Regions from separate parts of the Mus musculus genome. Here region 1 is linked to region 2. Evidence: chromatin loops called from intact Hi-C (ENCODE). Cell type or tissue: left cerebral cortex. All regions are shown on one strand. Each heading gives the region's core, and the rest is flanking DNA. Links, peaks and the distances in the headings are about the cores only.

What was found. Hi-C counts contacts between places; a loop is a spot of excess contacts. Peaks named below come from ENCODE experiments on the same cell type or tissue, not always from the same donor. Only the 100,000 strongest peaks of a DNase experiment are listed, where the experiment ranks them.
Region 1: a loop joins it to region 2, with 2.2 times the contacts of the local background. A loop is called at or near these places in 3 of 42 quality-filtered maps.

What each region holds. Positions count from the first base shown.
Region 1 is chr6:110,544,340-110,561,400 of GRCm38, reverse strand. No RefSeq gene overlaps it. Among named protein-coding and RNA genes, the nearest start is that of Gm20387, 93 kb to the left of the region's middle. In left cerebral cortex, for the core only: no CTCF peak of the experiment used is centred there; DNase peaks (open chromatin) are centred at 6,355 and 9,253.
Region 2 is chr6:112,085,527-112,100,190 of GRCm38, reverse strand. No RefSeq gene overlaps it. Among named protein-coding and RNA genes, the nearest start is that of 1700054K19Rik, 120 kb to the left of the region's middle. In left cerebral cortex, for the core only: CTCF peaks have their summits at 6,702 and 8,841 (motif pointing right); DNase peaks (open chromatin) are centred at 6,687 and 8,845.

The DNA.
Region 1 (17,061 bases), core at 5,625-13,624, 1.5 Mb after region 2:
GGTGAAATCTCAGTGTCATTTTTTCTCTGCATTTCTCTGATGACTAAGACTTGAAACAGTTCTTCAAATGCTTCCAGGCCATTAGTTCTTATCCTTCCTTATGGATTCCTGATTTCTTAACATCCAAATACTACAAAATACTTCCAGGAGCCTCTCTTTCAACTCAAAAAGCTTAATTTGTTAAAGCAAACAAAAACAGGCTTATCACATTTTAGACTATTCCCAAACTGTTAAGCTCTTCTATTTTTTATTAAGAATCAGGTGTGGACATGGTACTTAGCCAAAAGGAGGTTCTGGTAATTTTAATTTCCTGATAGACTAACACCAAAATACTTAATGATCACCTAAAATTGGAAATCATCAACATTCTGCTGCTGTATTTTCAGATTAGAGTTCACAGCCTTTGGCATCATATACATATAAAACAGTGCCATAGCATTGGGGAGATTTAAACATGAAACAGAGAGACAGGTAATGTGCAATACAACTGAATCACTCCACAACTGAAGATTAAACAGAATTATGAATTTTATGCTGCAGTCTCTATAAATGAACTAGCAAAGTATGAAGCAAAATCCTGAACCACAGCCTTGAAATAAAGAGCTTAATGTAATTCAGTGCTTATCGGTTGCCTAGAAACTAACTTGGAAAGGGGTGGGGGAAGCAGAATTCAAAAACATGAAGGGTTCATAGGTTTAATAAGGAAATTATTAACTCTGAACTGCTCGGGGATGTGGTATATATACTCCACAGATCTCTCCTCTCCCAAGAGTCCCCTAATATAGCAGAGAGCAAGGTCAGAGTGCACATGGAGCAGGCTGCTGTAGAATGAAGGGGCAGTGGTTAAGGCTCCAGGCAGTCACTAGGAGCTGAGAACAACCTCTATAAACCTCTAAGTCATTGCAATTCTACATGATCTCGGTGTGTTGACAAACTGAATTTGTGGATTTGCTTTTTCCTCAATTTATCTTTGTAGAAACATACAGCTTAGGACTTGATGGTTACATGAGGCATCTCTTCTATTCCTTCTTGTTTGGGGGATGTTTTCCAAATACCACCTTGAAAATTTTACAAACTTACACGAGGTGTCTTAATTATATCCATTTCCAACTCTTCCATTACCATCCAGATCTCTGTCCTTCCAGCTCCTTGTCCTTCAGGTAGATACAAGGTAGGTTTGTAACATTTGGTTGATTTTATAGTACACAAAGCTGAGAGAAAGGGTGTGTCTTTATCAAAAAGAGTTCCAAACAAAGACTCTCTGTTATGTCTTATTACAAACTATACTAAATAGTGTGAAGGATCTCTCATCTCTCAAATCTGAGTACCCTCCGTAGCTCAGCTTCTTGGATAACTATGCTGGTGATAATGCTCAAGTGACAATTCACAAGCCAGTGTTTTAGCATCTTCTCTAAAACTATTAAATAAACGATTCCCTCAATTTTAAAATAGTGCTTACACAGGAGAGCCAGGGCATCAGCGTCTTGGCTTGAAATAGTTACTTAGGGAGGACATATTTTATCCTAATTATTTTTGACAGGAATTAGGTCAGATTAATTAGTTTAAAATTCAGCTGAACAACAACATCTTTGCTAATTACTTCAGGGCACATACATAATTCATTTACAATAGCAAGGGGGAAAAAAGGAAGACACAGAAGAAGAAACTAGAGGAGAGTGTAACCAAACCAGCCTTGAGCCCTTGGACATGCCATTCACAAAAATAATACTTTTTACTTTAAAGAAGGAATAGAAGCAGATACATGGAAAATCTCATATTCCTAAGTACCAATAGCCAAGCAAAGATGTGGCTTTGATTAGCTCTATACTTCCATGTATTTATATTTAGACATTTAAAAATACTTGAAAATAGTTCAAGATTTGATGTTTGGGACAGAATGAGATAGCAAATAGTGAAAGTGATCTTGGAGAATTAATTCTCCATCTCTGCCACTTACCATTTTTGAGGCTGTGGGTATAATAAGCACAATGTTGCTGATGTCCAGTTTCATCTTTTGTTGTTATCAGTAAAGGGAAAATGTATAACACTTCCTGGTGTGAGGCTACACGAGCACAGTATTTGACAAATGAAATTTAATATTCCTTAGCTACTGTCATCTCTTTGGGAGAGAAATTAAATAAATATTTGTTCCACTGCCTGTACACTTTCAAGTTTCCCTCAAAAATGTCTTTGAAACTGAATCATACCTTTGGGCTTAGAGTGCATGAGAAAAGCTCTTATAAATTCAGCTTCAATTTTCTGCAGCTCAAAAAACTCAGTTAAAATATTTCAGTGCATCAAATATCCAGTGAAGTTAAACAACAACAACAACAACAAAAACCCCACTCCTATCCCTAGGGAACTTGGCTGGAGAGGGAGAGGGAGAGGGAGAGGGAGAGGGAGAGGGAGAGGGAGAGGGAGAGGGAGAGGGAGAGGGAGAGGGAGAGGGAGAGGGAGAGGGAGAGGGAGAGGGAGAGGGAGAGATACATTTTTTCTTTTTACATCTCAGGAGAGATAAGATGGAGGTTGACGAATATGTTTGTGTTGCAATGGAGTGATTCAATGCAGGAACTTAAATGTGTTAACCACATAAAGCTACATCCCCATACTACAGTGTCTATATGAAGTATGCTTTTATGCTTAACATATTTTATCATTCTTTGACAATGTTGCACACACACACACACACACACACACACACACACACACACACACTCTATTTCTATAATTTTAAACATTCTCTCATGCAACTCTTCCTAGATCCCCTCTACTGACCCTCCTCTCAAATTCCTTTCTTTCAACCCTTCCCATCTTCCTTTCTCAATACCACTTTCTCTTTATCCTCTTCCATCTTTGTTGTTGTTGTTGTTTTTGTTTGCTTTGTTTTGTTTTTTATTTGTTTAACCCAAAGACTCCAATTAGAGCTTCCTGGTTTTGCATGGATTTTGGAGGTGGGAGGGGGGAATGTATCCACTGGAACATGGGCCAGCAGTAAGGGCCACAGTCATGTCCAAAGTTTTCCTTCTCTTCTTCAGCAGCCATCAATGTCAGTAGCTCTTCAGCTAGGGCCAGGAACTCCCCAATCCATGCTGCAACTTTGAAAGGTGTGGTCTTGTGCAGGGCTTATTCTGGCAGTCTCAGCTTCTGTGAGCTTCTGAGGACCATGATTCTGTCATATCCAGAAGACACTATTTCCTATCAATCCTCCCTCACCTCTGACTCTTATGTTCTTTCCTCTCACCATCCAAGTGTTGGCTCTGTGTGGGGACATGGGGCATCCATGTCCTCTTAGGGCAGCTCATTCTTCGTGTGGAATACCTTAACACCTGAATGCTTAACCATGGATTTTTTTTTTGTCTTAGATAAAAAAAGAGTAAATAAAATTCTTTGCACTTTGAATCCTTTAAAGGAATTATATAGGTCAATTCCAATTAAGGAAATATAGGTTAAATTCTGAGTGGATTTGACAATTTGTAATTGAATATTTAGATAACTCTAATTTGAAGATTGGCTTTGCTGGTATTTTCTGGCAGGGTATGTCCAGTCAGATTGTTCTTTTTTAGATACTAAAATATACTCATATACTCAGCTGAAAGTTTCAATGGGCCAGGAGGCATTAGAAAGACAACATTTAAAGAAGCAATGGAAACATTTTTCCAAATGGAGTTGAAAGTTGAAAATATAATTCATAGTACTCTTTTCATCCATAAAAACGTGTCTGTTGCCTAACTCACATAGTAACTTGGTTGCTGCTACTTTCATTTGCACACACAGTGGTAAAATGATTGGAAGCTGAAGAGAATCCACGTATCCTGCAAGAGGTAAAATGAAAACCAAGAGAGATCATAATTGGTCAAAAATGGAATCCCTAATTTCCCCATAAGAATCCTGCATCTGAGCACTGGGCCAAGCTGTCTAAAGTATTTCATTAGCAAGCCATCTTCCCGAAAACCATGCCTCCATTTTAGATGCATTCAGTCTTCCTTTTAATGTTATAAAGCATCACCATGAAAGGGGTAACTTGATGAATGTCATTAAAAGTTATACCTCAAAAATGTTGGGGCATCATTGTAGGATATAGAAAGGCAGCAATACACACACACACACACACACACACACACACACACACACACACACACACACAGACACACACACACAATTACTCTATGTGACTGAAATTTCATGTGAGTTTTAGGTGTTTCATGGAAAAAGCCATGTGGTAAACTGAAACGGAAAGTGCCCTCTAAGGAAGTTAAGTGCCTCACACTTTTACAGCATATTTCTTTTACAATAGTAGCCAATTTTAAAAAGATATTATCATCACTTTCAGACACAGATAAATTTAAAAATGTGATTGTGTGGCAATAAAATTTGTAGCTGAAACATCATTTCCCCATTAAATCAGTTTTAAAAATTATATATATATATATTTTTTTTCCTGGGTGTATGTACCACATGTGTGTAACTGAATTCCTGGAACTGGAGTTATCAACTGTTGTGAGCTGCATGTGGGTTCTGAGAACTGAAGCCAGGGCTTCTAAAAGAGCAACAGGTATTCTTATCATCAAACCATCTCTTCAGCCTCCAAAACCCTTCATCCACTCCAAAAGTAGTCAATTCTTAACATTGAATTTTACTTGCAGATTATTTTAGCAAATTTCCTGACTTCTGTTATTCTTAAAGAATGGAGGAAAGCTGAGTTCAATTCATTGTGAATATTATCAGTATCTAATAAAAATCCCAATTCTATATTTATAGAGAAGTCTTTTTAAAATAGAGATGAAAAACATTCTTAGAAGCTAAATTATCATGTTTTATTGGACTACACTTCTGACTTTATTTTAAATTACAAAATATGAATGTATATTATTTCCTGGATTTAACTTATATCAAATAAAATCTCCTTCAATGATTGCACTATCTCAAAGATTGGTATCTTCATACCTTTTATTTTAAAGGCAGAATATAGAGCTTTAAGCTATAGGTTGGAAGTTTAACATTTTGTACATCTCCCAATTGGTTATGTTTTAGCATAAGATGATAGAGACCCATATCTCTAATGAACTTGTCTCATTGCTCCTTTCTAATGTATCTTTCAACTTTGAGCACAAATATAATATCCACCTGTTAAGACTCAGTTAGAAAGAAAATGAAAGAAAATAAGGATATTAAAAACAAGAGAGAAGCTGACTTCATAGAAAAGGCTTCTTTCCTGAAAGTGTTCATCAATTTGTAATGTTGCTTGTGAAAGGCTCTTATGTACAGGACTACATCATCTGCACCTAGGGAAAAACTGACTTTTTTCTTTCTCATTTGTATTTTGTTTGTTTGTTTGTTTCTTTATTTATTTATTATCTTGTCATTTGTGCATAACAACACCCTTTATAAATAATAGACAAATTTAAAGTAACCCAGGCACTCATGAGTGAATAAGTAAACATACCAAAGGTAGTATGAGGACTTGATGAAATATAATTCAGCAATAAAACATGGAGTAGATGTAGCTGATGCTTGCTGGAAGTGAGGATCTTATAGCTCATATCAAGGAAGAAATAAGATACAAAACTGTACATAATGCATGATTTATATCAAATATATAGAAAACTAAAGTTCATAGAGACAGAAAATGCATCTATGTTTATATATGGCTGTTATGGGACAGAGGCTAATTAGTTGTGTGTTGGTTTAAAGGAATGTGTTTGAGGATGAGGAGTTTTTGTAGTATGCATTCTGGTGACATTTGTACTACATTATGATTTTTGACAATCTATTGAAATAGGTATTTCTACCAAATGGTCATGTGACATCTAAGTTATACTCCAATGAATTCTATATATTTTATAAGAATATCATATATTTTAGAATTTATTTTTTAAATTTTTATTAGATATTTTCTTTACATTTACATTTCAAATGTTATCCCTTTTCCTGGTTTCCCCTCCGAAAACCCCCTAACCTGTCCCCCTCCTCCTGCTTACCAACCCACCCACTCCCATTCCTGGCCCTGGAAACCCCCTATACTGGGGCATAGAACTTTCACAGGACTAAGGGCCTCTCCTCCCATTGATGACCGACTAGGCCATTCTCTGATACCTATGAAGCTAGTGCCATGAGTCCCACTATGTTTTCTTTGGTTGGTGGTTTTGTCCCAGGGAGCTCTGGGGGTACTAGTTAGATAGATCACGTTGGGGATGAAGCAGAATGTCCACTCAGGTCACTTCCTGCTTCAAAATCATCCATTCCCCAGCAGATTATTTTCTCAAGCTCTCACTTCTTTTAAAAGATTGTGTGTCTGCTTCTGGTGTCTTCATCCTCATCACATATTCAACCCACTGCAATCTGGCTTCAGCCTACAACATTCTCTTGCCAGCATTGCTATGACCCCCTTTTGCAGCATGGAGTGGGTGTATTTCAGCCCTCAACTTTCTCTCTCAACACTTGCCCTGTGTTGACCATCCCTCGCTTATATCTTCTTTCTTCTCTAATAGCCAACAACACTGCGGCCTTTTAATTCTCTTTCAGTATCTGTTATTGATTCTCTGTATCTCCTTCCTTGTTTCCTCTTTTCTTCATTTCTTCAGTATTTCCCTGAAAGATTTATTTGTTTGATTTTATGTGTACTAGTGCTTTTGTGGCATGCATGGATATACACTGTGTGCTTGTATGGTGTCTCCACAGGTCAGAGAGGGTGCTGAGCTCTAGGGAACTGTAGTTATGGGACATTGTGGGCTACTTTGTGGGTGCTGGGTGTTGGGTCTCTGTAAGAGCAGCAAAGTGCTCATAGCCTTTGAGATATATTCCAAGCCCTTTGGTATATTTCTTATGTTTTAATACTCGTTACACTACTGTGTGAGATCTTTTTCTCCTGTTACTTCAGAATGGGATGAGATGATTCCCTCCATAAAATCCACACAAAAAAGGAAGATTTGCCTGTTAAAGATATAGACTTGAAAAGTATTTTGAGATGTTCTGAAGTTAGTACTCAGTATCATATATCTTCTTGAGTTGCTTGTTAATTCTTCTGGCCCCAGAGTTTTCGAATCGTTCTCTTCTATGCCATGCCTAGGTAAAGTCACATATTCAATAGGATCAGTTATAATGCATAACTCCAAGACTTGTGTTCAGCTCGGACCTTTTTTCTAACTTTCAGTGTCCACAGATTCAGAATGCTATTAGTGGTCTCATTTTTAGTCCTCCAGAAACAACCTACCATTCTTCCCTGGATTTGCCTCACTTCACATACAGAAGCCGTAATAGTTTCCAACCTTTCATGCTTGCTGTATTTCATACTTTCAAGAATTCAAACTTCTGCGTATATGTTATATATGGTCCTTCTCTCACCTTCTAAGGAATGCAGTATCCACATAAACATTTCAGTAGAAAGATCACTCTAATGGGAATGTATATCCCGTTCCCTTTTTTTGTTTGGTATCCCTCTGCATATGATATTGTCTGGAGTCTTTCTAGCCTACCAATTTTAAATCAAAGATCCTATAATATGCAACTGCTATACACATTGTGGATCCACCCACAGGGTGATTAAACTACATTATGTGTCTCAGCTTCCCTAAATTTCCTTAAAGGCTTAATGATGTCTGGAACCAAGTCACAACCATTTGGACTCCACTAATATAAACCACCTGAGTTATTTAACAGTAATTTTTTGTGTATGTATGTAATGTGGAATCTAAAAAAAATGGCTGTTAAATTATTGTGTTTTCAGATTGCCATAAAATTATCATCAAACTGGAAAAGTATGTACTAGATTTTTTAATAAAAATGTATATATTTGTATAATATTTAATTTTAATTGATGAAATGGAAATAAAAGGGTATTTTAACAAAACTATTGAAAAGTATTACATTTCTTAGTGCTACCTCAGAATAAACCATAATGAATTATATTAAAATTCATTTCCATGTTTTTAGATACAGGAAATAATGCATAAATTTAAGGCTGTTTTAACAGTACTACAAGCTGAAGAACATTTTTATTTAAATAGCCTTGTTCAAGGTCTTTTATTGCTGTTGATTCACATTCCCTGAATGAATGGCATTTAAGATGCTATAATGAAGATTTCCTTTTTTGAAAATACATTTGCTCCTTCTAAAGCCTGTGCCTTTTCATTTGTAGGTTGACTTTGTGGATGGAGTGACTGCCTCACTTAAAATTTCAAGGTACTTCATAATTTTGCAAGTGAGATTTTAAAATGGAAATAGTTCCCTTTGAACCTTTGTATTTACAGTACAGAAGACAAATTGTATGGAATAACTTTTAGAGCTAAATGCTTGGTTTGGATATGAATCTCTCTCATACATGCAGGTGTATGTGCATTTGCACACACACACACACACACACACACACACACACACACACACACACACACATGTAACAACAATTAGGAAAAAAAAAAGAGGACACACATTTGCAAGAGACCAGTAAGAATTATATGGGTAGATTTTTAAGGAAGGAAATAGAAAGGAAAAACAAAGCAATTATATTTTAATCATAAAAATAAAAATAAAGCACACAGTGTCCATTACTTCTGACGAGCCCTTCCACTTCACAGCATATCCTGGTGACAAATTCAGCTCTGGACAGTTTCCCCAGAAGCTGGCAAAGATGGGATGCAATGCAAGCTGCAGAGAGTGAACTCAAAGATTATCCTACATGGAATAAGGTGGCAGACAAAAGATATGCAACTTCAGAATACATGTGTATATTCACTTCAGCCTACAGATTAAAAATACACCTGCAAAAATAAAGGAACTTACTCCACTTTCTAGTTCTGAAAGCCAGTATGAGCATTTCTGAACCCAGTTTTCTCTTCTTTTCTTTTCTTTCTCTTTTTTATTGGTTATTTTATTTATTTATATTTCAAATATCTCCCTTCCCAAATTCCCCTCCACAAATGCCCTATCCCATACCCCTCCTCCTTCTTCTATGAGGAAGTTTACCCACCCACCCACTACTGCCTGACAACTCTAGCATTTCCCTACACTGGGACATCAAGCCTTCACAGAAACAAGGGCCTCCCCTTCCATTGATACCAGATAAGGCAATACTCTGCAACATAGATAGGTGGAGCCATGGGTCCTTCCATGTGTAGTCTTTGGTTGGTGATTCAGTCTTTGGGTGATCTGGGGGTCTGGTTGGTTGATATTGTTGTCCTTCCTATGGAGTTGCAAACCCCTTCAGCTCCTCCAGTCCTTTCTGTAGTGCCTGCGTTGTAAATTCCTGCTCAGTCTGATGGTTGGCTGCAAGCATCTGCATCTGTATATGTCAGGCTCTGGCAGAGGCTCTCAGGAGACAGCTATATCAGGCTTCTGTCAGCAAGAACTTCTTGGCATCAGTAATACTGTCTGGGTTTGGTGGCTGCATATGAGATGGATCCCAGGTTTTCTCTTCTTAAAATAAAAATAAAATGTTATTTGAATTAGTTCTGCATTATAACCCAAATGTAATTATTTAGTCTACATTTCTCAAGTCAAAATTTTTTTCTCAGCTCACCTGGATGAACCCATTAACTTTTATTAGTCTTGTTTAAATATCTATAATTAGTCACATTAGCTAGCATGGGTAGATCTACTTTCTAGGAGAGATTGAGTGGCAACTGTAGCCCACATCTACTCCAATCTTACAGTACCTTTTTAGCTTCTTTAAGTGTTTTTTTGATATAGGCCACTAGTTCTATAGCCTTGCTTCTGTTGCCTTTTATTCTGCAATCAAGTCACAAAACTACTGCATATGTAAGGGTCAGAAAAAGAGTTCCGAATGATGTGTTCCAAGAAACACTATTATATTGCATGGGTATAGGATGGTGGACATACTTTTAGTCAACTAATTTCATAAAATCTTAATTTTTTTAAAAAAGCACAAAATATAGATTGAAATTGTGATTATAAGTTGAAGATTTTATTCATTATATCTGGCATCAGTATCAAGAAGAAGGTAAGAATTTTCAAGTTCTTGAAGCATGGAATTAGAACCTCATTCTTGGTCTCACTTCCTGGATGTGGAAACTTGTATTTTACATCTCTATGAATAGAGATGTCATCATCTTTCCAATGTAAATAATACCTATGATTACCCTCTTTGTTCTGGTTGTTGTGAGACTACAGCATGATCAGTTTTTGAGTTCTATACACAGGCTTCATCCTGCAGGTGCTTCATTCTGCAGGTGTTTCATGAACACCAAGAACAACTAACTATCATTATTATGACTAAATTACTGCAGATATCAATGGATAACATTGGATAAAAAATGAGATGGATCATATTGGATCAAAACAGGAAGCAAAAGTGAAACAACTGACTAGAATAAATATAACATTAAACGTTAGAGACAAGACTATTTCAGAGCTGTTTACCATGTACAAGCCATGGTGTTGTTTCTAAGGAAATAAAAATTCTTCATTCTTATATTTCAAATACATCTCAAAAAGTCATTCAGCATCTCTAGTCACTAAGTATGTGTATAAGTTATTTTATAAGACCTATTATTTCCTAATTTCCTGCTATAGCACTGAAGTGTATCCTCTCTCTCTCTCTCTTTCTCTCTTTCTCTCTCCCTCCCTCACTCTCTCTTTCTCACCCCGCATGCCTGTGTCTGTCTTGTTGTGTGTGTGCATGCATGCATGTTTAAATGAACACATACACAATTATATACTATTTAAGTGTCATTTAAACGACAGCACATTGCATAGATACTGGACTATAGATAGCTGAACATATGGATTATATACAAATACATGGTATAACTCAATATACTAATGTACCAGTCAGTATCAATTTCTGCTCTAGTAAAATCTAATGTCCTGAGAAGGTAAGAAACTATAATACCAATACATTGTATTTATTGATGATAGAATTCACATGAATAATACTACATATTCTTATTTATTAAGAAAACAGGAAAAAGGAAAAAATATAAAATATTGGCTTTTTAAATGAAAGTAAAGTAAAAATTGTTACCCTCAGGGTAGGAAAGTTTTGTGAATGGGAAATCAGAAACTAAGCTGCAAATTTGAGATATTTATTTACAAACCTTTTACTTTTCTATAGTTTCCCATCAAACCTAATAAGTAGTTTATTCCCTTACATTTTAGGCCAGAGGCTAGATTCATATTTGGAATTTTCCATCTTATATTCCCATAGGCTATTTTTACTGATCCCCATGACATTTCTATCAAAGAGTAGATGTCTCTTCTCTTTATTTTCAAGAGATATTATTCATTCTTTTGATGTAGCCCAGTGGGTAGAGAGCAAGTCTTGCATACTAGAGGTTCTCAGTTTGATCCCTAGCACTGCATAAAACAAGACAGTGGATGCATACAGGACTGCAGGATGATCCCAGTCTCTCTGGAGGAAGATGTTGAAGGTAGGGAACTAGGCCATTTGTTGGCCTTAGCTAGCTTATGAAGCACCTGCACTAGGGTAGACCAACTCAGGAGAACATCAAGAGGAACTCTTGTAGTTCTTGTGTAAGGGATACTCATTTTGAAGTGGAAGAGCCTATGTAAAAGCATTTTCCTGATGCTCTGATGGGACTCCAAGAGCCCTTGCCTCTACCCTCAAGTGGCTGTGGGATGACACTAGTTTTTCATCTGTAGAATGTGAGTCACCATTCATACTGTTCTCTTTTCTTTTCCCTGAGACATCGTCTTTAATATTTACAATCTCATTTTATTTTTAATATCCCTAGGAGGCTGATACTTTCACACTTGGTAGCATTCTATCATAGCCTTACATACTTTTCATAGAGATGAGTATGACTAGGCCATGAGTCTCAGGAAAGTGGATTTAACCTGGAGGGAAAAGTCCTTTTGAAATCAGAAATAATAATTCTGGAGCAACTAGAATATGTGTATCTCCTGACAGCTGTGTCTACCACTGTTGTCTGAAGCAAGAACACAATAGTAATCAAGTGAGACTGTGTTCCTGTCCTTAGAAAGATTATATATGAGTGGAAAGAGAAAAGGAGTATTAAATAATAAAAATCAATAATATCCCATAATATTCATATCATCCCCATCTTCCCCCCTCCTACTCCTCCTCCTCATCATCATCATCAGCAGCAGCATCTATCCAAGAGCAGATAATGTTATGATGAAGGATAGAAAACAAGGCAATGAGCTATTTGGAGGATGGGTGACCTTAGAGATGCTACAGCTAGCATGATCAGATGGAATAGGTGCCAATTGTAATTGCTCCCAAAAGTGTAAAGAAAGACCAACTTTCCATTACACTTTCCATCAAAGAAAGAACAACTACAAACCCCTAAGTTAGGAGTCATCATGCTATGTCCTCCGGTCAGAAACAATCTTGACCAACTATGGGAAGAAGAATTCCAAACAATGTAGGCACACCCAAACCAGACCAGGAAGAACCCTACAAGCCACACGAAGAAAACGGAATTTATTCAAACTCATGCAGACAATGAGGATTTTCATGTGACAGTGGCATGACCTAAACAGTTTTTGAAGTTTTCCAGACTATGAGTTTCCACACATGGGAAGAAAGGAACATTTCGGGAAAATGCCACAATAGAGAAAAAAACCCCTAAGCAAAATGCTAAGGTTGAGTAAAAGTTGATGGGCTTCCAAACTTGGATGGGAAGAGTGGGAGAAAATGTTCAGATTCAATATGCAGATGAGATATCGACAGGAACATAAGAAAACATGTCTTAGGAGCTGGGTTGATGATGGTTTATGGTTCAAAGTTTGGAACCCAGCACCCACATGGAGTGGCTCACAGGCTCCTATAACTCTATCTCCAGGGGATTCAGAACTTCCCTCTGGCATCTATAGGCATTTCCCTCCTGTGCATTCCTTTCCCAAATTGCTTACCACATCACATATATGGATAATTTTGTTAATTAAGTTATTAATTAACACATAACTTGAAAACAAAATTAAATTTCCTAACAATTAAATACCACACATAGAGATACAAGATCGCCCCATATTTGCACGGAAAAGGAAAGTAGTATATGTGATTTTGAAGTCTAACTTAGCCATAGAGCAGGTGAAAAAATTCACAGGTAGAATCACAGAGTAACTTACTTTGTCCCACACAAATTACTAAATGCTTACATACTGAATGACTAAATAATTTTTATCATGCAATGAAGGCAATCATCTGTTCCTTTAAACAGAGAAGCACTTAGTTTTGAGTCAATAGTACCATTGTTACTTAATGAACATTTGACAATTTTGTCAACTTGATATTAAGAATTAGAGGTCAAGGGTAAGAAATTTAATGGTAGACATGAGGGTATCTTTCTTACAGGAGATTGCCATCTTGAAAGAACAGGAGATGAAGGATGAAGGCCAAAATTTTGGTGATCATCATGATAAGTTGTACCATTGCTTTGACCCTGAGACTTTTAACTATGACTCAGTTAATGGACAGAATCCTCCAAAACCCTCAGAAGTTTCTATCTATCATGCCTCCTGCTAACATTTGTTTTACTCCTCCTTAATCTGAGCTGAAGATCTGCACACTCCTTTCTCATAGAGATTGACAACTGATGAACTCTGTCATGTTTTGATAAGGAAAAAATTAAGGATGATATGCATGCCTGATTTTTGTAGCACTGTGATATGGATGCTCAATTCCTAGGAATCGGGAGTGAGTGATTCAGCTAGCAGTTTGAGAACCACAACACATTTGCTAAAGTGTGAAGGCCAAATTAATTTTATGCATGGAAATTCCAGGGCAGAACAAGAAGAGATCCTGCTAATGATATGGTCCAACTTCCTCAGAATAATCACTTATAGAAAAAGCAAAGTTCTACATGGTAGTGGAGAAAATGTCTCTAGTTCCTGCCTTGAAATTCATATTTGTTGACTCCTCCATTCTCCCTCACTGAAAATTACATAGCTTGATTACTACTATATGCTTAAAATCTGCATTTGTTCTTATTCCCTGTAAAAAGTCAAGTAATCTGATTTTAAGGATAAATGGGTTCAGAAGTCACTTCCGTTTTATTTTCCAGATGTACTTTAAGGATAGTACATTCTACATAATATGTAGTAAGAATATGTATTGTAAAACAGTAGGTATCACGCGATAGATTATAAAAGAGATGAACAAACCAGGATGTTAAGACAACCTTCTGAAAGATATAATTCAAGCATTCATTTTATAACCATATAATTACATATTTATCACTCATATAATTAGCTATTCTGAAACATACATACATGTATCTTTTTCAATTTACTAAGTATTTTGACTCTTTAAGATAAGTAATGTTTATAATTTTAAGGCATTTAAAGTTATGAGCCATTCATTTGAAGGACTTTACCAGGATTTACTTAATTAGTTCTCCTTGACTGGTGCTCACATGGTGATGAACTTATTGCTACTTTAAGGATCATGGCAATCAGTATGTTATTGTAGTTACCTCTTCATTGGATTATGTCTTCAAGAAAGACCTTAAATACCTAGTCAAAGTATGTACAATGCTAGACTCAGATGAACAATTGTCATACTAATTTACATCTCTATCAACATCATCTACCATGAGTACTCCTACTTGAAGGGCAAATTTGTTGAAGAAATGAGACATATCAACTCTCTGAAATGTGAGAGTGAACAGGGAAGGTTTTATCATGGCTGAAAATAATTCCAGTTATTCATATCACTCTAAAACCCCGTTTCCTTTAGCATATAATTTGACAAATTATAGAAAATACTAATTAGATTTTCTACAAACACTAAGAATTGAATGAGAATTGTCTGCCTTATTGTGGATGCCTAATGACCATGTTAATTCGTATATTCCCATTTGATATATTAAAATATAAAAATGAATGCATGTTTTATAAAGATTAATGGTATTTTTTTACTAAAGTCATTCCAAATTTTAGATATATTTAATATGATTTAAACTGTTTAGATTTTATTACTCTTCTTTTTTTTTTTTTTTTTTGATTATGAGAAAGTGTTTCTCTGTTGTCTAGAACTCACTCTGTAGACCAGGCTGGACTCAAACTCAGAGATCTGCCTGCCTCTGCTTCCTGAGTTCTAGGATTAAAGGTATGAGCTATCATTGCCTGGCTGGACTTTAGTATTGACCAAAAATTTTAATTATGTTTGGTGTGACAACACTAGGGTCAACATTACTGTGGTTATCAAAACTTTCAATGTAAATGCTTTCCTCAGATAATATAATCCCAAGATGGTTATGATTCTTCTTTTAGCTAATATCATCCAAAGAAGGCCATGACTCAGTGAACATCCTAGTGAAAGAAGGACTGAGAGAAGGTCAGATAAAGTCTTCTTCCTCCAAATGAGTCAGTATCATCCTGGCATTGGGTGATGATGTGTTTTTAATGAATACCAATGGGAAAAGTGCTTTGAAGTATATCGAGTTGATGAATTCAGAGTATCAAAGGATACTAGTTCCATGAGCACTGATATCGTCATGAAGAGTAAAGCTAATTGCTCTGATAATTGTCAGAGAAAGCTGCAAAGATTTCAACTTAATAAATTCTGAACGTTGAGGTAAATGGAGAAAAAAATCAAGTTTGCATTTTTTTCAATATAGAATGCATAACATTGCCATGCATACATGTTTTACGGGACCATGGTAACAGAGTGGAGTTCTGTCCTCTGCTACAGTCTCCATACATTTCATACACTGGCAGCTCTGAATACATCTTCTATTAAAAGCACAAGTGTGCCCCCTTCTGAATAAAAGAAATATTGAGACCTATATCTGTACTTCAAATAACAATGTCTCTCCTCTTGGGATCAAACTGAATAAATAAATGTTGGCAAATATCAGTTGTTAGTGAATCCTTTGGGAAATACTATAAGTGATAGACACACACACACACACACACACACACACACACACACACAGAGAGAGAGAGAGAGAGAGAGAGAGAGAGAGAGAGAGAGGCTATGTGGTATTCACCACAGAAAACTTCTGAAATCCAGCATTCCAGAAGAAAGTATGATCTCATTTTTGACAAAGAATCACAGGCCAGGAGCTACATCAAGAAAGAGTCAAGAGAGCCTGGAGAACAATGTACAACTATTTTAAGTACTGAAATAGATTAAAACAAAAAAAGGTAAAGTGTCAGCCCACAGTGATGGTTCAGTTATGTTTTGAAAAACAGTGGCTGTATCAGCTAAGTCTGTGTTTACTTCACCATTTGCTTTGCTTTTTCAGTTTTGAAGATGATGAAATAGAGGTCAGAATGATTAAATAGGTTCAAGACCATTTATTGCTTATGCTTATGCAAATTATTCCACCTGTAGTGAAACTCCCGGATCCAAATAAGCTATTCTGGTAGTTTAATCCACGCCAGATACATTCTGTCTTTAAAAACATTTACTTCAATTCAGAGTGTGCATTTGTTCTCTTGTACATTAAGAAGAAAAATCAACTTAGAACAAAAATACAGATTGGATACAAAAATACAGAATGCATGTTGGATTTGATTTTCTTGGCCATGTACCAACAGACTGTCTCAAAGTTGCATGGAAATGAAATAATGGTGATAGAATAATAAAAATGACAACAGCAATGACAAGGTAAATGACAAACGAATGGGTTTAATTCATAGTATCATTAGAAGTTGATGGTTAGATGACAGCTTACACCACAGTTTAGTATGTCTCCGGATACCTGAAAAAATGTGAACAGGCTTAACAAGCTTAACTAAGTTCAGTCTTGTTGGGTGGTTCTTTGTCTTGTGTTGGCTATTACAAAAGCAGATAAAAAACTAGTTTGTCTCCTTTCAAATGCAAGGGGAGTAGATTATGATTATGTGGGGGGGGGGGAGGAGCTCTACAGGGATTCTTTGATCAATTTGGATTTTTCTCCTAGTCCTATCATGTTATTACAGTAAATATTTTAGGAAGATGTAAAATAAATTTCTATATATAGTGTTTCATGTCATATGGAAAATCTATGTCATTTGCATAAACCATTGTCCTTTTCTTATTTTTCTAGTGTTTTTTTTTTTCTTTTTAATTACCAACCACTAAAGTTATAAAAGCTTTGGATAAAAGGAGTACAACCATAGTCTACCATCCATTTG
Region 2 (14,664 bases), core at 4,985-12,984:
GGGGTGATGGGCGAGCAACAAATCAGGAGCTGTCACGCCACATCAGGTGCTGAAACGTCATGCTGCGGGGTATATAAGCAGCGCCATTTTCCCAGTTCCGGGTCTTCCCTCCTGATAAGTAATCAATAAAGTTTTTTGCCGCAGAAGATTCCGGTTGTCCTGAGTGTGTTCTTGCCGGCGGGGACAAAAGCTCGGGCAATACAATCCCACTACAGCCGCAGTATAGATAGGCATCAGCAGAGGAAGCCTGGCCTATCTGTAAAGGCTCTGAGGTTGTGGATTACTCCAAGTGTGCCACATTGCAGCCCATGTGTCTCAACAAATGTCATTTCCTTTAAAGATAACAAGTTCTCTCAATTTCCGATTCTTCTCTCTTGTCCAAGCAGAGAGGAAAAGTTATATACACTTAGATTTTTCACCTTCTTTGGTTAGGTTTTGTATAGGGTGAAATATATGGTTAAAATTCTACTTTATGTGTGTGTGTGTGTGCACGTGTGCACTATGGCTTGTGTGTGGAGATAGTTTTCCCAGTACCACTATTATGGGGGTCATATTTTGATGCATATTTTCCAGGCATCTGTGGGAGTCAGAAGGTTATAATGTGTGGAGTCACTTCTGGACACACTATTTCTTTAGTGGATGTACCTATTTTCATACCAATACCATACTGGGTTTTTTTTTTTTTCACTATGGCTTTCTAGTGCATTTTGAAGTCAGATATTGTGATACTTTCAGCATGGTTCTTTCTAATCAGACTTCCCTTGGATATTTTACTGTCTTTTGTGATTACATCTGCATTTTAGAATTAAAAAAAATTACTTGAAGCCTATATTGGTGTTTTGATGGGAGTCATATTGAATCTAGGGACCATTTTGTTTATGATACCTATTTATCAATATTATTTTTTCCAATTGCTGAACAGAAGAAAACTTTACATTTTTATTTTCTAGGAAATATTAGCTCAGCGGTGTCTCTTTTGATAAGGACACCGGTAATTTGTCAGACCTTAGAGAAGGAGAGGACAGGAAAGCAGGTTTAAAAGAAAGACAATGAGATGAATTGTCTTTCAGGGTAAAGATATATGAATGCTGCATATTCCAAAGAAAGCCTTAAGGACCATTAACCAGAGTGGGGTTCCATGTCTTAAAAGTTTCTAAGGGAGGAGAGGTCCCATACCATGTGATAAGAAACCCATAGTAAGTGCTTGTGGCCACGTTTCCACGTTTCCATGTGACACTAGAGAGGAAATGCTGTAAGGGGACCTTTGTAACTGTAGGTAGTCTTTCAGCTTTTTGCAGATATATATATATATATATGTAGAGAGAGAGAGAGAGAGAGAGAGAGACAGAGAGAGAGACAGAGAGAGAGAGAGACAGAGAGACAGAGAGAGAGACAGAGAGACAGAGAGAGACAGAGAGAGGTTGGAGGGAGATCCAGCTACACTGTTCAGAGCAGCTTCCTCTTGAATCTCGGTCACTAACACTCTTATGCTACTAGACCTTCATTATTTCCCTAGAGGCCTCACCTGCATAATGGGATAAGACCTCACTACATTATCTTTGTGAAAAAACACAAACATTCAGTCTACAACTCAGCACATGAAATCATTAACACTGTAGATTAGTAAAAGTAAGGATAAAATATTCTGGATGGGCAACATGAGTCGGGGGGGGGGGTCTGGGGTTCAGGTGAACAGATGTCCTTCTGAGTGGATACTTGAGTCTTCAGCAAGGCACTAGACGACAAGGAACAGTTTCCTTATATCCCTGTCTTGAACTTAGCCTATACAGTGTTAAGTCTCACTGGGCTCGGAATCACATCTTCACCATACTGACTCTGACTCTAAAGATCCACTAGCATGAACACAGCATGAGTCTCTCTCCATCACTGGCATATACTAATGATGTGGACAAAACTCAGCATCAAACCTACGGTTCACTTGAGGCAGCTGGCGCATTCAGATGTCAGTGGACGGTTTATATCCCCAAAGGTAAAAATGTTACTAATTTATTTTTAAATCTTAGGGATATATTTGACACACAAAGGAAGAAATCAGAGCCCAATCCAACTGAATACATTTAACCATCATGGTTGCTATGCAGGACATGCTTATAGCTTATCCTTGACCTGGAGGTTTTTTTTTTCTCTAGCTCAACTTCAGGCAACACGCAGAGTTTAGGGCAAGCAGGAAGAAGTCTGTTTCCTTGGTTAGTGTTGTGTTAACTTTTCCTGGGGAGACACGAATAAACATTTAATCACCCCAGATGGGGCCCTGAGGACAGATCAACATAATTGTTCCACCAAGGTCTAATTTGCTGAGCTTGCAGATTAATTGAGGTGGCTCACAGAACCATGAATAAGGGGGTTCCTTAAAGGAGCATAGGTGACTACCAAAACAGGTACCTTGCCATGAAGGTCCCCATTCTAAACGATGACCTCATGGAAGCTACTTCATGGGGTCCTTCTTTCAGTTGACTTTCCACATTTTACATACTATAACATCTCTGAGTATCACTTGCAACTGGGTGTGGTGCAAGACAGAGATGCCTTCTCTCTACTTATATTAGGGAGTGTTGGTGACTCTGTCACCATCACTATCACCATTGCCTTATCAGCTCTGTGGTGATGGGTTGATCATACCAAACTTGGTGGGAAGACTAGCAGTGTGATGGCTTTGATACAGGACAGGGCCAGCTGGCTGAGGAGGAGCTCTAGAGTCATAGTCAGGAAAACTGACATGTGTGTCTCAGTGGTGTAGCCAAGATTCTATGCCTTGGGTGGTGCTTGCTTGTGTCATTGTTACTTGAGTCAGTCACTTTACCAGCTTCAACTAATGTTGGATTGAGGGACTCATTCGATGCCAGCTAACTTGGGTTGGGTTGAAGAGACACTTTTAAAAGGAGGCACAGGAGTTGCCTCAGACTCTAAAATGAATAAATCTAATTATCTTTTAGGAGTCAGTTCCCTAGATTAATTTTTCCTTGTCATATTTCTCCCATTTTTGGTTCCACTCTCTAGTTTTAAAAGGATTTATACCTGGGTTATCATGTATAAACCCAAGAAGAAGGGAGTATAATGGAATATTGCTTTCCAGGCCTTAGAACATCAACAAGATAGTGGGAGGACTGCTAACAGTGCAGATTCCTGAATCCTATCCCCAAAGACTCAGAAAATATGTCCCAGAGTTCTCAACAATACCTCCTTTCAGGATTCAGTCACAGGAAGGAAGCCATGGGCCATGCCTGTGTGCAATATTTTTACACACAGGCCTCTAGATCTATAAACACTAGTATCAGGTAGCTTGAAATGGCTTTGTCCCCTAAAACTATCTTAGGAAAATGTGTACTTTCCTGAGTATTATTACTTGCATATGTGCAGCTCATTGCTTTTGTAACTAAATCCCTGAGATGGTATACCTTTGAACTTCCATACTATGAGCACATATAAACCTCCTTAGTCACCATCTGTGATGGTTTGCATCTTCTTGGACCAGGGAGTGGCACCATTTGGAGGTGTGGCCTTGTTGGAATAGGTGTGACCTGGTTGGAGTAGGTGTGTCACTGTGGGTGTGCGCATAAGATCCTCACCTTAGTTGGCTGAAAGTTAGTTTTCCACTAGCAGCCTTTCCAGTAGCAGAACTCTCAGCTCCTCTTGCACCATGCCTGTCTGGGCACTGCCATGCTCCCACCTTGATGATAAGTGACTGAACCTCTGAACCTGTAAGCCAGCCCCAATTAAATATTTTTTAATAAGACTTGCCTTGGTCATGGTGTCTGTTCGCAGCAGTAAAAGCCTAACTAAGACACCATCTCAGGGGTTTTGTTACAAAACAATGAACTGTATATACCCAGGTAATAATATTCAGTAAAGAACAAATTTTCCTGAGATGGTTCTAGGGAAAACGCTAAGATTCTGTATTCCTAACGTGCTGCTAGAAGTCATAAGATACTAGCCTCTGCCCTCCTACTAAGACAAGTGGTCAAATATTCAGAGCCAACATCATTGGCTACCAGACTTCTGTCTCAAGTCTTAAGTGATGCTGAAATCAGATGTGACAGCAATATTCATAAACATCCAACCTATTATTTGATATGCCATTAATCTTCTATGACTATAAGCTTCTCATTATGTTATTAATAATAAATCCTGCTAATTCAATGCAAATTAGTCACAACATTTGTTTTATAATCCTTGTCATCTTATTTCACTCATTTCACTTCATTGAGGAGTGAGACAATGTGGCACCTATCTCTTACAGAATTTGATGAAAAATGGTCTTTTTCCAGGAAACACGATTCCATTCCATAAGATACTCAGTTCTGAAAAAAAAACAAAAACAAAAGAAAATTATCTCAATGACTAAAGATAGCCCAAGAACACATTCTCCCTACCCATGCCCCTATTTTTACATTCTTTCACTTATATTTCTGTGTTGTGATAAGCATGAACATGGTCACCCATGAAGGTATGTATGTAGGCTAGAGGTTGACTTCATTTTTTTCTTAATGCTCTCCAGTACTTTTTGAGATACACACACACACACACACAAACACACACACACACACACACACACACACACACACACACACACACACATATATATATATATATATATATATATATATATATATATATATATATATATATATTAGTACATCTAGACCTTGTCATTTCAGAATTTCAGACAGATTGGTTGGTTATATACATATAATCATACATATAACATTTACAATCTGTCTATGTATAGATATCCCAGTACTAGGGTTATTGATGTGTGCTGCTAGGCCTGGCTTTTATGTGAACTTAGGGCCCCATGCTTGTACAGTGAACACCTTATCACTCTGAACCATTTCATCAGCCTACAAATTCATCTTTCTATGGGCAGCAACTGTATGAGTTAAAAAATTATGTCTGGAAAATATTATTACTTATGTTTTATGCATATACATATTATTGGCATAACAGTCTGACTACAGTGATCATGTATTGTCCTGATTATTTTGCGAACACCCTCATCAACATGAAAAGCCTTATAATTCTAACAGTGAGAGATTACTGTTAATCTAGGTAATAAGCAAGACTGCCAAGTGTCTCAGCCTGTATGGTTGAGGTCCAGCAGAAGTAACCCAGCCTTTGCCGCATCCCCTGCCTCAGAGCCTCAGAGTATATAACTTGGGTGACTGATGAACCCACTCAGTTGCTTTTGGGATTTTTTTCACCCTTATTGGATAGATCTCATTTTATTTTTTTATGTTGTCCCATAACTATCTTCAGTTTGAATGGCTGGATGATTACTAACTTCCACACCCAGGAACCTTGCATGCACAGCTCTGGGGCCATGTTTCTGTTCCTGTGTGACACACAGCTGGTCATGCTGACTGCCAGCAGGTGGGTGCATTGGAATGAAGTTGTATTTAGTCAATATTCACTGGAGTTTTTACTCTATGGTGGGGCCATGATTTCTAGAGAAATTTAGAGATATGAATGTAAAGACAGGAGCTGGGGGTATAGGTCAGTGGGAGGCTGTGTGCTTATCTATGTTGTGTGTACATATATGCACATTTGCATGTGTGTGCATGTGTGTGTGTGTGTGTGTGTGTGTGTGTGTGTGTGTGTGTGTTTATGTGTGTATCTGTGCATATGCACATGGAGAGGCTAGAGGTCAATACTAGGTATCCTTCTCTATTGCTTTTAACCTGTTATTTTGAGATAGGATCTTTTAAGGTACTTTTTAGGCGAGAGTGGCTGGCTAGAAAGTCTCAGAGATATGCCCATCTCTCCACACTCTTTAGCACTGGGGTTATGCTTCATCGTATCTGATTTGAATGTGTGCTGGGGATCTGAATTCAAGTACTCATTCTTGCTTAGCAAGGACTTTCCCCACTGTGTCCTCTCTCAGTCCTTGTGTTATGAGATGGGTGGTATATGCATTGGCAAAGTAACCTTTCCCCCACCTCTCAAACCAAATTGGAATAAATCTGCCCTATAAGATATTTTGCCTCAGTATCTTAAAAAGTCCATAAATGGAGAGGCTAAAGCCACAAAGAAAATCACAATATAATGAAACCAGGGTCTTTTGAGGATTTAGCGCCTTCACTGGTATGCATGTGTGGCCATCAGAAAATTTCCTGGTGATTTGACTTCTGATACAGTGGGAAGAACTTAGTTTCAGCATCAGGGATTTTAAGCTGCAAAGAGTCACTCCAAACACAAGAAGCCATAGCCACTAAGATATAGCTGTTGATTTCCTCAATTATATCATATATCTAATCCCTTGTCTACTAGTATAATGAGGACATAGTAAGAAAGTAACTATCTATAAACAAGGAAGAAAGTTTTCACTAGGAATCTACCAACCCAAGAGGTCACTTGATCTTAGAACTCTTGCCTTTAGAAAAGTTTGTCATTTTAAGCTGCCTAGTCTGTGGTATTTTATTATAGCATCCTAGGCTGTGTACTTTAGCTGGTATATCAGCTAACATAGTATGAGAGTCTGACTAAGATATGGCTGGCCTTTAAGCTGTGAGGATCCATGACCCTGATTAATACACTACGTATTCAGGGAGGCGAGCCTAAGTTCAGGTTATAGAGTAGATAGCAAGTAAAGCTACACGGGAAATAGATGTGGAGGTTTGACTGGGAAATGTCCCATTAGGTTTCAGTATGCAAATACTTGGTCCCCACTGGGTGGTGCTGTTTGGAGAAGTTTAGGAGGTACAGTCTGTCTATGCATCCAACAGTGCTGTATGTAAGAAGGCCAGGAGCCCAGGCTTTGATATAGAGGAGAGTAATGAATCCAATATCCTTCACTTAGCATCTGTGTGGTTTTTCATCAGGCATGGGACTTCTTGGTATTCCAGCAACTGAGACAGAAATGTGATCTGGGACCTAGTATTAAGTGACATTGTTCAAGTAAAAGAAAACCAACCAACCAACCAAACAAACAAACAAACAAAAGGTGGGCACAGATCTTGGTATAAGTTGACAGTTTAAAATAATTATCTAGGTATTTATCATTATCTAGGCATAGTTGTCTAAAATGTTGTTATTAATGATATGGAGCCACTGTGACCTAGACTCTGAAATATATCGATTTACTACCCATTTGAAGACGACAGTGTCCATTGTATACAAGGGCACAATGCAGCAGCATGGGTCCATGGCTGAGTCCAGCTCGCGCTTGGTGAATGCTCATTCTCTTACTCCATGTATCACTAACTTGAGAGCATATAGTTGATCATGGGGGACTGGAATAGTGACAGGAGGAGGAGGCTGGCTGGTCATACTGCATCCAAAGTCAGGAAACAGTGAACATAGACTGGATCCAGACTATGACATCTCCTGGTCTGTTCTAGTGTCACACTTCTTCCAGCAAGGCTCCACAACCTTCCTAAACAGCACCACCAAAGAGGACAGCATTCAATCACATGAACCTATATGGAACATTTCACATTATATCCAAAACACTCCTTATTGTGAGTGTATTTTGTTTATGTCTTTGAAGCCACTTTTCTGGCCTACCACCTTCAGAATGGATTAAGAAAATATTCACATTATAAAAATAGTTTCTAGGTGCTAGAGAGATGGCTTAGCAGTTGCTGTTCTTGCAGAGGACCCAGGTTCTAGTTCTAGCACTCATACAGTGACTCACAACTGTTTATAACTCTTGCTTTACATGGTCTAACATCATCTTCTGGCCTCTGCAGGTACCAGGCACATAAGTAAGTGTACAGATATACATGCAGGCAGAGCACTCAAACACATAAAACATAATAAAATTCAAAAATAATTTTGAGTATGATGCCAAAATTTAAAGTTACTAACATTCTAGTTGCTGCTAAGTCAGAGCGATGTTGCTGAAAACACAGCTGATACAAGTTCATGGTATCTTTTCTAGATTCACACAGACACAGAGCACAGGTAGCCCAGGTAGCCCTTGTGCTCTGTTTAAATACCTCCATTTAAGAGTACAAAGATTGATCATGATTGTCAACTTGACAGGATTTAAAAATCACCATAGAAACATGCCCTTGATATCTCCAGGGAGGTGTTTCTAGAAAGTGGTAACAAAGGATGAAAAACCCACCCTGAATGTGAGCAACAGCAACCCAAGTGCTGGGGTCCTAAAATAAAAAAGAGAAAGCAAGCAAGCAAGCTGAGTAGCACTATTGCTCCCTCTCGACTTCCTGACTGCAGGGGCAATGTGCCAAGCTGCTTCCTGCTGGCACTGACATGCCTCCCCAGCTGCGATTGACCATACTCCTTAGGTTGCCATTGATGGTATTATGTCGTGACAAAGAAGAGAGTAACTGATACAAAGGACTCCCTGGGGTGAGCTGTAGCTCCTGTCCTTAAAGCATCCATAAACTCTCAGGAGCAGGCACGTGAAAGCACAAACAGAAATGGGAACATTTGATACTGTGTCTCAGTTAGTTAATATTTTTAATACGATGAAATTATCCTGTGTCCAGAGAGCTAGTTATCTTTCAGTTGGATCTCAACACCAGCTCAGAAAACAATTTTTTCCGCAGCTTTCCTGGATTCTCATCCTTACAGCATGCCTTCCACATGCACATGGTTTAAGTCCCTGGTGTGCACACACATATGCAGGGTTTTGTTTGTTTGTTTCCCTTACACTGATTTGTATTTGCTTGCTCACTGTTATATTGCTTGACACATAGTAGGTGTTCAGTATAGGCTGTGGACTTATTAGCTGCATTTTTTCAGACCAGAGCAAACCACACTGAATTAAAATAGTAGCTTTTTTAGATCGGCAACTGGTTTGAGCAGGCATTGCTTATATCCTAGTTGATGAAATGGCCAAAGAAATGGTTTGTGCCCAGTAGAGGGAGCTCCATCCCTCAAAAGTTTCCTGTGCCTTCCAGGACACCTTGGTTTAGGTTAGTGTGAGTCTCTGCCTTCTTAGAATATGGGAGGCAGCTGGGGCAGATATGGAAAGGGTAGGAGGGAAGAGAAGGGAGGAGGAAATGATGTAATTGTATTTTAATTAAAAATGTAAGATATTAGTGGAAAAAAATAGAGGGATCCAGAAGAGTATTTAGATCAGGCACTTTGTCCCAAGCAGAAGCAGAAGAAACAGAAACAGAAACAGAAGCAGACGCAGAAGTAGAAGCAGAAGAAGCAGAAACAGAAGAAGAAGTAGGAGAAGCAGAAGAAGCAGAAACAGAAGAAGAAGTAGGAGAAGCAGAAGAAGCAGAAGCGGAAGCAGAATCAGAGGTTATTAGCCCATGGCTTCCCTTTCCACTCCATTCCTTTTCCTTCCCAACTTCACTCGTTCTGTCTTTCAGGAGCCAGGCACTGTTTAGCCACAAGAATGTGTTCTGAGAAATGTGCTGTCAGACAGTTTTATCTGTATGTAAACATCACGGAAAGGACCATGCATTCCCAGTCTTGGACAGTGTGGTCTTTGATTCAGACCAGAGACACAGTGCAGGCTGAGGAGATGGGAGAGGCAGAGAGACAGATAGCAGGGAAGAAAACTTGCTCATGACTAGGCCTGGCTCCTGGCTCTTCCTCTATTACAAATTCATGCTGAATTTGAATGTGTGAACCAATGAACTGCTTAACACTTTTCAAAACTCCTGATCTTGACAAATTGTCCATACATTCTTTTGATTTCCATTGAAGGTATATGGAAATGAAAGGAAAGTTGTGTGTGATGATGAACAAATTGAATAATGGAAATAGTTTTAGGGATTATCACATTTGGGGTGATGGGGCTAATGTTGGCTTACAAGTTCTGTTCTCTTAATGTGTTTGTCTATAAAGAAGAACTGAGACATTTTGTTTTGGCCTAGTTGAAAGTGATTAGTAATGTCTACCTTGGGTCCAGTAGTAGACAGTTACACACCAATAGAGATTTGTAATCCCTGAGTAGTCTAATGACCTCTTTTCAAAGAAGTGAAGAACTGCCCTGTCTTTAAAGCTATGCAGAAAATTAGTGGCAAGGAGCAGCTTGGCAGTCAGATGTCCTAACTCAGCTAAAAGACTTATTACCATCATGCCATCCACTTCTTCTGTCCTTGACTCTTCAGTGTATTCTTGTTCAAGCTTTCTCTGTGTGTGGGTAGGTGGGAGAGTAGAAACACCAAGAGGGAGATTCCCAAGAAAGGGTGGCAGTAATATGGGCATTGATTGTGTGTAGTCAGCTTAGCCTGCAGGTATGTGAACATATGAATTAGAAGCTAGCCTGGGCTGGATAGTGAAACTATATGCACATGGTTTTGACTGTTTGGACCCTGGAGAAGGCAAGAGTGAAGGCTATGCAGGAGACAAAAGAAGGTGAATCAGTGGGCATTGGAAAGATCAGATCACAGAACAGAACAGAGGAGTGGGTGGGGCGTGAACATGTTGAGAGTGTGGGACATGAGGACCCCTTTTCCATCTGTGTGTGTGTGTCTATGGAGAGAGGGAGAGAGAGAGAGAGAGAGAGAGAGAGAGAGAGAGAGAGAGAGAGAGAGAGAGAGAGAGAGAGAGAGAGAGAGAGAGATTTCACTGTGTAGGCTAGGCTGTGAGGGTCTTTCCAGAACCTGCAGGAATATAGGACCAGTGTTGCTCCCTTATGTTTCATTTTCCTCATCTGATAACTGCTTTCCAGAGTTGACCTGATCACAGAAGTGGGAGGTATTATTTCTACTATGCTTCCACAAGAGTACTGAGAACTTTAATGATGCTTTGTTCCATTCAAGTTCTACTTAATATGTGTTTGTGGAGGGAGCTTGACCCACCATTGAGTTCTTAGAGCAGTTAACAGGGGACAGTGATAGTGTTGAGGTTTCTCAGAATCTTTCTTACCATACACTCACTGGCTCTTTTTACTTTGGATAAATTACCCTGATTTTATGTGCCTCAGTTTCCCAATCTGTAAAGGTGGTTGTTCTCTATGGGGAATAGTTGCTATGGAACACAATTAGTAGAATCATAGAAATTGCTTAGTGTGGTAACTAAAGTTCCTAGGCATCTGTACACACATGTATATGTGTGCACCCACAAACAAGTGCAATGCAAGTGTTAACTTTTCCATTTGTTTGAGATACACTTCACTGTGTAGGCTAGGTTAGCTCGAACTCATAATCTTCCTGCTTTAACTTACCCACTGCTAGAATTCCAAGCATGTAGCAACACACTGGACTATAGCCATGCTTAAATCCACAAGTGTAAAATGTATAATCTGTCAGTCTGTCTGTTTATCTATTTGTGTTGTTGCTACATAGGTGTGTGATATGTGTGCGTCTTTCTGCATGTCAGGATGAAGTTGGCTGTCCTGTCTCATCATTCTCCACTCTTTTCTCTGCTGGGATCTGGAGCTAGGTTGACAGCTCGTGAGCCTCCAGAATCCTTCTGCCCCTGCCCTCCACAGCTCTTGATTCTGCAGCCATGCTTAGCTTTTTATGAGTGTAGTGTTGATTTGAATTCAGGGGCCTCATGCTTGTAAAATAAGCTTTTTGTCCATTCAGCCATCTCCTCAGCCCAAATTATCCTTATTTATAATTCCGTGAATATATATATATATATATATATATATATATATATATATATATATATATATATATATATGCATTTTTAAAATTTTTCTTTAAACTAGGGAGAATGCTTCAAATCTGTTCCCTTACTATGTATTATTGAGTTATCATAGCTAACTCTATGTTTATTTTCCTTCCCTTTTTAAATATATATACCTAATTATATATATAAATAATTTATATCATGGCGTGCCTCTCAGAGGCCATGCATATAGCAAATAGATAGAGATGTACAGGGAAGAAGAAATATCTTCCCCCAAAGCTCGGGTTCAGAACTGTTAAGACAGGCTATCTGAGTCAAGAATCCAGATATTCAATTTCTTGGTAGTGCAGCCACAAATCTAAGTAACTACTTTGCAGAATAGAATCAATTGAACTTTGGAATTCTAAAAGTCCAAACTCGGCTTGAATGACTTGCCACCTGCTTTGATGCATCAATTGTGATGTCATTGAGTTCTTTACCTGGTAGATAATGAGCTGATAAGAGATCTTTTCTGATCAGTGCCCTTGTGGGTTATCAGAAATGGCCAGGTTACCCCACTGGTCTGTGGTAGGTCAGTAGCTGTGGATTGTATAGAGGGGTGGCACCTTGCCAGTGAACTCTCAGTATTGAGATGGCCTCTGCTGATGGAATATTGATCTCAGGTCTGTTGGTAACAATGGGATTCAGGGGTGAGCCGTAATAAAACAAGCCCTTATTTAGTTTGCTGGGTAGCTGCCACCCTGTTAACTCTCCTTTGTAACTGAGCCTTCCAGTTCCAGGAGAAACATGTGTTGTCTTGCTTATAAAATGGATCTTGATGGAACTTGGGAAAAATGTGCTAAGAGAAAAACAGCAGAATGGATCCATTGTAACCATTGGTGATCCATGACCCTCATTAGAAATAGATCAAATCCATAGATCTAGGAAGATTGCAAAGTTGGTAAAGGGCTTGCTTTAGGAGCAGAACAACATAGTGTTGATTGATATCCAGCACCCACATAATAAAACCTGAGTGTGGTAGCCTGTTCCTTGTTGTCCTGTTCTTGGGAGTTGCTGTAGGTGGATGGGTGTTAGAGATGGGCTTCCTAGCGTTTGCTAGCCAGTGATGGATCATTTTTCCAAAATTAAAAAAAAAAGGTAGATGATACTTAGTTGTCTTCTGGCCTTTTACACATATGCACACATGTATCCAAGTACATACACACAGCCACAAGCAGGCAAAGAAAAAATTTAAAACGTCTCAAAGCAAAGATGATTTTCAAGCCATGTAGCTAAGGCTTCCTACATGGGTTCCTAACATTGGTGAGAGAGGTAATGATAGGCCATCAAGTCTGATGCAGGAAGAAGACCTTAAACTTGCAGATGGGGTACGGTATCCGCTGCATGCATCTCTGAGACAGACCCTGAGGTAGGATGGAGCTGTGCAAATTAGAAGCCAGCTAGCTCCTCTGGTTTTCTCCGTACTTTCAATTAAGCTATTTCCAGAAGCCATGGCACAGATGGCGTTTTTGCTTGGTTTTGCAGGGTAACTTTCAGTCCTTTGTTACACAGATGAGAGTAAGAGGCAGTGAGCTTTCCTTATTACTCTTCTGGTGCTTTCTTAATGGGTCTTCTTTATTTCTGTCATGTTTTCCTGGGTACAGGAGGGCAGAAGCACATTTCCCTGCCAGGATCTATGCTCAGCCCATTATCTCTATCCATTTGTGATGGAAGCCATATAAGCAAACCCGTATGGAGTGTTTTCCTCTTAAGAGCAAGTCCTCAAACTAGACCCACAGTGACTAATTAAATCTATTTGATATTATTAAGTATATGACTGTGTTTTATATGATATGACTGAACACACACATACATGCATGCACACATGTCCACACCCACCCACCCACCCACCTACACACCCAACCCACCCACCTACACACCCAACCCACCCTCCTACACACCCAACCCACACACATGTGCGAATGCACACACACTGTGGACTGAATCCTGTGCATCTTGTTTTAGATGTCCTTTGGAGGAAAAAGGTCTCTTTTGACTGGCTTGGAGCTTACTAGGTAGAACAAGTTGACCTTGAGCTTGCTGTAGTCCTTCTGCCTACTAAGAGCTGGAATTACAACCAGCCAGTAGGGAATGTCTCCTCTGACTATAGCCCTTAAAAGGTCCAGGTTACTTCCTTAGCATGAAGCAGCACTACCAAAATCCTCATGTGACTTTTCAGCTGGCATTTTTATACATGTCTCTAGACTTTGTGTATTAAATATCTCTCCAATTCATGTGCTGAATGAAGGTTTAGTCTCCAACATAGAGCTACTGAAAAGTGGTAGGACTTTCTGGAGCAGGGCTCTTAGGTCATTGGGAATATGTCTTCCAAAGAGACTATGAGAACTCAGACCTCTTTTTCCACTCACCAACCCCAAATTTTCTTAACAAATGTTCAAAGCACCAATACTAAGCAACTGTAAACTGGAATCTTTAATACTGTGAGCATGAACCTTTTCTCTTTATAAACTGTGGTCTTAGTTATTTTGCTACAGCAATAGAAAGATGAATAATACAACTATAGGGAAATTATCTGCCTATTATATGCATGGTGTGTATGTGTGTGTTTGTATGTTTGTATGTGTGTATGTGATATATGTACATGTTAATATGACTGTGTACATGAGTCCCAGCAGGTATATGTTTGCACGTGGAGGCCAGAGAGCAGTGCTATGGATCTCCCTCAGTATCTTCTCCATCTCATTGTGGTTGTTATTTAACACAGTTTCTCACCGATTTGACTAAGCTGGCTGGTCAGCATGCTCCAGGTATCCTCCTGCCTCCACTTCCTCAGCTCTGGGATTACAGATGTCTACTGCCTTGGCTCAGGTGTGTCTAAGCTGTGGGGAGAGTGACCATAATGAAAGGGTGAATGTGGAGACATGGAGCTCCTCTGTGCATGGCAGAGAGAGGAAGGAGAGAGAGAGAGAGAGGGAGAGAGAGAGAGAGAGAGAGAGAGAGAGAGAGAGAGAGAGAGAGAGAGAGAGAGAGGCACAGAGCCCAAGAGTCACCTTTGAAGTTCCTCCTTTAGTGACTTACTCCAGATAAGCTATTACCTCTAAAATGGTGGCACTAGTGGAGATTTTAGGTGCCTTCAAT